Regions from separate parts of the Homo sapiens genome. Here region 2 is linked to region 1. A link is a loop called in an ENCODE intact Hi-C map of the cell type or tissue named here. Cell type or tissue: Caco-2. All regions are shown on one strand. Each heading gives the region's core, and the rest is flanking DNA. Links, peaks and the distances in the headings are about the cores only.

Region 1 (5,551 bases), core at 1,559-4,058:
TGCTGTCACTCTCCATTAACCTGAAAATAATACTAGTTACCATTTATTGAGTAGCTACTATATATTCCAAGGTCTTTGCATACATTAGGCCATTTAATTCTGAGAATGCTACAAGGTAGCAATTATTATTTCATTTTGTAGATTAAAAAACTGATGTGCAAAAAATTTACTTAAGATCACAGCTGCAGAGCACATAGTAGGCTCTTAACAATGACTTGTCAAAAAAGGAATGCAAGGGAAGAGGAATTTAACTAGTCATTTTAACCTAAAGCCTATTTTTTTTTTTACTCATTGTATCCCACACCTTCCCAGATAGGAAATTTAGGTGAATCATATTTGTAGAATGCATACACCTATGTAATACTGAGCTAGCTACTGCTAACTAGGCTTCTGCAGAGATGGCCAGGATGCTTCTAGAGTGGTACTTAGGCCTTTTGCATCATGAGAAGACAGGGTGCTCAGAAAGATGGGATAAAATTCCACTCAGCTAAGCTTCCTGGGTGTAAAACTTAGGGATGAGTTTTTCTGTCTTTGAGAGTGAAACTTAATGAGAAACACTGCTAAGGGTTTCAGCATTTTCCTGACGGGAGTGAGGAGCAGCTCCACGGCAGCACGGTGGTAGAAACCAAGAACCCCCAAAGAGACAGCAAAGATGAAGTGGCAGTAGCAAGGCATGGCTGAGGCCAAGGCCACATCTGGAAGAAGTAGGAGAAACCATGGGCGAACAACTCCAACTGGGCTCATCTAAATCTCACAGAAGCAAATGCCCTCACATAAAGGGCCAGTCTATGTGTGATCAGTTAGATTTGTCATTTTCTAGGCACTAGTGAGCTTGCTTCCAGAGGACGTGGGGGAAATGTGAAATCCTAAGCAAGCCTCTGACTCCAAGGTCTGGTTCCTGGGCCCTGGAAACTTGTCTGGGGAATGATGACCTTGATGGGGTAGGTGGTTGTGTCAGAACGCACCCCTATTGATTGTGGCAAGATGAACTTAATTTTTCTATTTAATTTCTTCCACACTTGGCTTCAGGGTATTGAAATATGCTTACGGGGAACAATAGATCCTTGCAGGATGGGGTTCTCTGTGCCATTAACAATGGTTGAGCTTATTCTACTACATCGGTCCCCTGCCAAGAGACAAATAGCAGGAAAAGAACTCAATGCTTGTTAGGACTTTTTTCTTACAGAGATTGGGGACTGATAGCTAAACTGGGTTTAGGTTGTTGTGGCCTAACATGTCCCATCCCTATCCATATGTTGAAGTCCTAATCCCCAGTCTCAGAATGTATTTGGAGATAAGGTCTTTAGATAAGTCATTAAGTTCAAGCGAGGTTCTTAGGGCTGGCTCCGGTCTAATATAACAGGTGTCCTAAGAAGAGGAAATTTGGATATTGACATGAACAGAGCAATGACCATATCAAGACACCAGAAGAAGACAACCATCTATAAGCCAAGGAGAGAGGCCTCAGAAAAAATCAACCCCTTCGACACCTTGATCTTGGACTTCTAGCTTCCAGAACTGTAAGAAAATAAATTTCTGGTGTTTAAGTCACCCAGTCTGTGGTACTTTTACGTCAGCCCTAGCAAATGAATGCAGTGGTCCAGGGTTCTGAAGATATTTCAAAAAGGCTTAGGGTAGATGAAGCAAGGCTGAGGGGGAAGATGAAATACCTGTGGCCCCAAACTTTGCCTGTATAATTCAATCATCAGGTTTTGGTGTACTTTAAAGCAATGCACAAGCAGAATATACAACTGTTCATGAAAAACAATATTATAGAAATGATAGTCACAGTGATGTGTGGAATGTTTATTGCATGCCAGCCTCTGTTCCAAGTACTGTAGAAATGCTGTTTAATTTTCACAACAGCATTCTGAGGTAGGTAGCCTAAGTATTCCCATTTTATGTGTATGGAAACAGTCACAGATGATTAATTTAGCCACAGAGAGTAATTTACTCAAGGTCACCCAGCTAGTTGCAGGGTCTGGGCTCTGACAGGTGAATGGGCTAAATAAGACTCAAAGGCACTTAGTAGTTATTCCGAGTCATGAAATGAGCAAGGAAGTAGCAGAGCTAAGACTTCCAGTCAGCTGCTTTGTCTTCAGATGTTCCCTTTTGAGTTCCTCACAGGCTGCCATGAGTTAGACAAATGGCACTAACACACCGAGTGTGTCTCTATTACTCTTGAAAAGAAACAGCCTTTCATAAGCAAGAAAGTTAAAACAGCAGTGATGGTCAGCTAAAGATGGCCTCCTTCAATTCTATTTTTGTTCACAACTTTTCTTCCTCACTTCTGAAACCCCTCAGAAAAAAACTCTTCTGCTCATGCTTAGTGTTTATTTTACGTGATTGATCTCACCACTGGAATTACGCTGTGCTATAAGGCTGCAGTAATCCTTAACCAGTGACTCACAAACCCAGCTGGTGCTTAATTTGTATTGCAATCAGCAGTGTGGGAGCACGTTTTTCTATTTTCTGAGTAAACATACGAACCCAGGATCAATATAGATTGGAGACTGTTTGCAATTAACAAAAGATGAGTTCAATGATATTATGCGGGGTGGGGGGAGGCAGGGAAGAAGAAAAGCAAGGACCCTCATTTAAAAATTCATCCAGGTGCTCTCATGTTGAAATGTCTGAATAAATTAACACAGAATTAGAAAATTGTGTATAATTAAGGTTTTTTAATGCACCTCTGTTAAGTATTAAAACACAAACATACAGAAAAAGAAGCTTTTGAGAACACATATTTGTTTTGATTAAGGATAAGACATTTGATAAAAGTTAATATATTTGCCAACACATTACAAATGAGCATGAAGATGATAGATTTTTTTGGTGTGTATCTTCCCTCCTATTTGTGTGATAAACAACTGCCATGTATTCCATATTTTCTATGGATATTGTTAAGACTTGGACTGACCTCTCAATCATATTTTACTCACTTATTTAATCTGTAAACCAAAAATAAAATTCTACACCCACCTCAACCACCTGAATGGACTTCCTCCTCAGCCAGGGCACTCTTAAAACTTAACATGAAGGACTGGTTCAGGCCATGATGGGAAGTGGGGATCAGGTATGCCTCATTATACCTCTCCATCATTAACATCAACACATACTTTAGGTCTGATAAGAAACTTTTTACAGCCTATTTTCTCTGAAGCCTACTACCTGAAGGCTTCCTCTGCAAATAAGAACTTTGGTCTCCACAATCCTTTATCTTAACCCAGGCATTCCTTTCTATTAATTCCAGGTCTTTAGATAAACTCAACCAATTGTCAACTAGAAAAATTGTAAATCTGTCTATAAGCTGGAAGCCCCCACTTCAAGTTGTCCCACCTTTCTGGACCAAACCAACGTATTTCTTAAATGTATTTAATTGAAGTTTTATATCTCTCTAAACTGCATAAAACCAAGCTGTACCCCAACCACCTTGGGCACATGTTCTCAGGACCTTCTGAGGGCTGTGCCATGGGGCATGGTCACTCATTGTTGGCTCAAAATAAATCTCTTCCAGTATTTTACAGAGTTTGACTCTTTTCATTAACACTTCTATTCACTCATTCAAAAATATTTATTTCTGGCCTGCTTATGCTCAAAACTGGAGATAAGGCAGTCAGTATAACAAAATATGGTCCTGTTTGTTGAAGATCTTAGGGTCTGGAGAGGCAGTGAGTCACCAAACAATCATGTGAATGCAATGTTGATAAATGCTGTGAAGGAGGCATAAATGGTGTTCCAGCTACAAAAATAGCTGGCTCTGACTCCCGAACTAGAATTATTTCTCTGATGTGTTTGCAGAGGTGATATGAAATGCTGTTAACTATGGGTGAAAGTTAAAGAATAGTCAATGCGTTCATCTAGAAATATTTTTCTCTTGCCGCATTTAGCTTTGGGTTAATTGTTTGGTAGAACTTATTTTGTGGCTGCCTGAAAATATGAAATCTTCTAGCTCAGCGGTCTTACACACTGCTCATTCACAACTATTTATACTATCATCAAGTGGTTAATGTGCACTAAACCAACTAAAGGACTAATTTAAAAGTTTCTTTTTCTGCTTTTTTTTTTTTTCCTGGGAACCCAGTGGCATCCTAGGGATTTGTCAGAACACTGTCAACAGAGGAAGACTCAGGAAAAGAATGAAAAGTCCAGCTGCTCCCAGCCCTTTCCAGCCTCCATTCATTATGCTTAAGTCTGTTCCTACATAGTGGGCTGTTTCATTGGGGCTGCATGGTGTTTGTCCCTGACTGGAGTGGAAGTTTCAGAAGAGTGAGCTCTTGGAGAACTGAGAGTTAAGTTAGCCTCTTTACAAACTAAATGGATGTTTTTTCATTGGAAACGAGTTCTTTTCTACACAACTTATATCTAGAAAGTCAGTTAGCCAGTAAATATATGAGATTCAAAAAAGGTCTGAAGGAAATACGAATGGTAGGGAGAAAGGAAGGCAGGCAGAGAAGTCAAGATTTTGAAAATCAGTAAAAACTATTATGAGCAAAAACATTTCTTTTTGACCAGCTAACCGTTCTGTCAAACTAAGTTCTAGCCAGATAATCATAGCTACTGCATAATAATGGAATTTTTTTTTATTGTGCTGTGACATGCCTGAAATAAATTTCATTAGAACTGGTTATTGATATGAGACTTAAGTAGCAGAGGAAGCTTGCTGTAATCAGCCAATGTTTTAGTATTTTTCTCAGTATTTTAGAGCATTAGTATTCTTTATCAATATAAATATTTAAAACCTATGAATTGAAAAAATAAGCAAAAAGAAATGGAAGTTAACGATGATATTTCTATTTGATAGTCTGTAATGTTAAGAGGAACTAAGTATAGAAGATAAGACTTCTAGAGTTTCCTAAATCTCTAAATGTTTCACACTGAATTTTATCTAAATAGTTACTACATGCCCTTTAAGAGAAACTGATAAATGATTCACACTAAGGGGAAAAAAATCAGGAAATATTCAGACTTTAGTTTCTGGCAGAGTAGAAATGATACATTTTCACATTGCTTTAATCTCTAATCAACATTAAATTAGAAAATGAAACAAATGTTCTGAAACAAAGAAAAATCAATGAAAAGACACAAAGAGCATAAATATGTGGAATGTAATCAAAATTGTAGCTAATTGTTATGCTGAAAAAATTAGCTACATGTGGACTGAATAAAATAAACTCTATGAAATTGCCGACATTTGTAGTTTGTTCAATATGCAGCATTGTTCAAAATGCCAAGTGTTAGGAATGACTGTTGTAGTCACTGTTTTGATCTCAAGGCAATTGAACAAAAGTGATGAAGTTTAAGAATAGGAAATTTTGGGGACCTATAAATTTATAATAAAATTAACAAATGAAATAGAATACATCCTGGACTTAAAAATGGAAGAATCTAAACACTAGCTAGTGTTTTCATCTGAATTCACTTTCAACAAACATGAAAAATGGGGATAATTATGTTTTTTTAATCCCCTATTGTACCAAGGACAAACAAACCAATATATTAAAAGCCCTTTGTGGTCCTCAGGGGAAAGGCAAAGAAAATTCATCGATGA
Region 2 (2,500 bases), core at 1-2,500, 570 kb after region 1:
GAAATACTACTTTACACCCACTGGAATGGCTAAAATGAAAGCTGACTATAGGAAATGCTGCTGAGTATGTGGACAAACTGGAAACTTCTTATATTATTATTTATAGTAAAAATTGTATAACTACTTTCAAAAACTATTTGGCAATTTCTTATAAAGTTAAAAATACACCTATACAAGGACTCAGCAATTCCATTTTTGGGTTTATATATAAAATAAGTGAAAGCATATGTCTTCAAAAAGATGTGTATGAGAATGTTCATAGCACTTTTATTCAGAATAGTAAAAAATCATAAGTGACTTTAGCATCCATCAATAGAATGAATAAACAAACTGTGATGTATTATACAAGAAAATAATACACTATAAATAGCCACACTATTGATATACTCAACAACATGGATAAATTTCAAAAATGCTCTGCTGAGCGATAGAAGCCATACATAAAACAGCCAATTCCATTTATATCAAGTTTAAGAAGGGGAAAAATTAACATATTGTGATAGAAATTTAAAAAGTAGTTGCTAGGAATAGGAATGTGGGCAGGATGAATTGACTGGAAATGGGATTAAGGTGAATAGAGAACTTTCTAGGGTGATGAAATTGTTTTATATCTCAACTTGGGTATTGGGTATACAAGTAAATATATTTGTCAAAATGTGTCAACGGAAAACTTATTATCTGTGCATTTACAAAAACCTAATTACTAAAGAAGTCATTTCTGTCCTAACTAATCTATACTTAATATCTAGTATAGCACTGAGTCCAGAGTCTGTGCTCAGTGAATAGTCAATTAATGAATAAATAAATATTATCAATATAATTTTATATTTATGAATATTTAGCACATAAGACCAGATTTCAAACTCTTTGGATGCACATTCCTCCTAACCCAGTGAATTTCTTCAGTTCTATCTGAGCATGCTAGCTTAGGGTTCCCCAGTCATAGAGGTAGGAGAAGGTATAGAAAATGGAAAAACACCCTCAGCATTTCAGTTACCTGATAAAAATGAGAGACAGATGAAAAGGAGGCAGATAGAAGGAGAAGGAGAAGAGATAATGTCTATGACATGGGGAGAGAAACAAAGGCTAGAGAGAGGTATTTCATCACATGGAACGCTAGACCAATCTTTTTAAAAGTACTATTTTATGTCATATATGCAGATACATAATCAATCAGTACAATAATTTAAAATGCAAAAAGGCAAACTCGCTATTTGGGCAAGAAAAAAATGATATATACACCCACTAAAGTAGATCATTTGGGAAGAAGAAATACTTCTTCCAGAGTTGTTTTAAAAAATATTAGAATGGCATGAACCCAGGAGGCGGAGCTTGCAGTGAGCCGAGATTTTGCCACTGCACTCCAGCCTGGGCGACAGAGCAAGACTCCGTCTCAAAAAAAAAAAAAAAAAAAAATTCACTTACTAAAGTTTGTAAGCTTTAGATGGTTACATACTCATTTTCCCATCACAACAGCAGCAGCAACAATCACAAAATTAAAATCAGGTAAATGCCTGCTCTGATAGACCACAAATATCATTGTCTACTTATAATTTAGCCCCATCTTGTGGTAGTCCAGGAAACTGGACTAAAGGCTGTCACTGTCCGATTGTGTTTTTGAAACTATAGGCATAAATGATACTATTCCAGTTAGGTTTAAGCCAAAAGAAACTAGACTAAGAGGACTACATTTCCAGTTAGTCAAGGGTTTCCCACTCCTTAGCTATACAATAAAGACATTCAAAGAAGTCTGTGAAATACTTTTGTTTCCTTGGACAAGCCACTTCTCTCAGAATAGTTATTTTCACAGAAGACCAGTGCTAAGTAACACAAGCCTTCATGTAACGTTTCTCCTCTGCCTCAGCAAACCAAAAGCAAAAAAGCTCAAAATCTGTCTTTGGGAACTAGTTAGGGAAAGTCAAACCACTTGAAAAGAACAGAATAATGTTGTTCTATCATCTCTATAACCATTAAAATTTTGAAGCAAATGACAGTTTACAATACTATTAACAAAGACATTTTAACAAAGATTCATGGTGATCAGTGACATTCAGCTAAAAGATTAAATTGGAATTTATTTCTTTGATTTTTCTTTTTTTTAACATTCAAAATTATATGGGGAAATGCATTTTCACCTGCCCTTTGGCAGTAACAGTGCTGCCGTTTTTGGAAGTGCCATTTAGAAATGTCTTAAGCCTGACCTTTCAGCACTAAATGAAACTTGTTCTATGTAACCAAAAATAGATATTTCTTTTAATCTAATTTAGAAAGTTGACCATAATATGACTCTGAATGTCATGATTACGATTATAAAATTATCAAAATGAGAATTATTCAGACATGACCATATAACTCAATTTCACTGGATTAGATACATCAGTAATTTACAAAAATACTTTTATTTGGATCTGTGTCAAGGTAGCCTGCAAATTTAAGTATGAAGATCAATGTGAATTATAAGCATACTTCAAGTACTATTGCCCGGTACTGATTTATCACA

What was found. Peaks named below come from ENCODE experiments on the same cell type or tissue, not always from the same donor. Only the 100,000 strongest peaks of a DNase experiment are listed, where the experiment ranks them.
Region 2: it touches region 1 in a loop (4-fold over the local background); 2 of 110 quality-filtered maps call a loop at or near these places.

The regions. Positions count from the first base shown.
Region 1 is chr11:106,464,600-106,470,150 of GRCh38, forward strand. No RefSeq gene overlaps it. Among named protein-coding and RNA genes, the nearest start is that of LINC02719, 340 kb to the left of the region's middle. In Caco-2, for the core only: no CTCF peak of the experiment used is centred there; DNase peaks (open chromatin) are centred at 2,412, 3,052, 3,388 and 3,712.
Region 2 is chr11:107,036,171-107,038,670 of GRCh38, forward strand. No RefSeq gene overlaps it. Among named protein-coding and RNA genes, the nearest start is that of GUCY1A2, 19 kb to the left of the region's middle. In Caco-2, for the core only: a CTCF peak has its summit at 1,557 (motif pointing left); no DNase peak of the experiment used is centred there.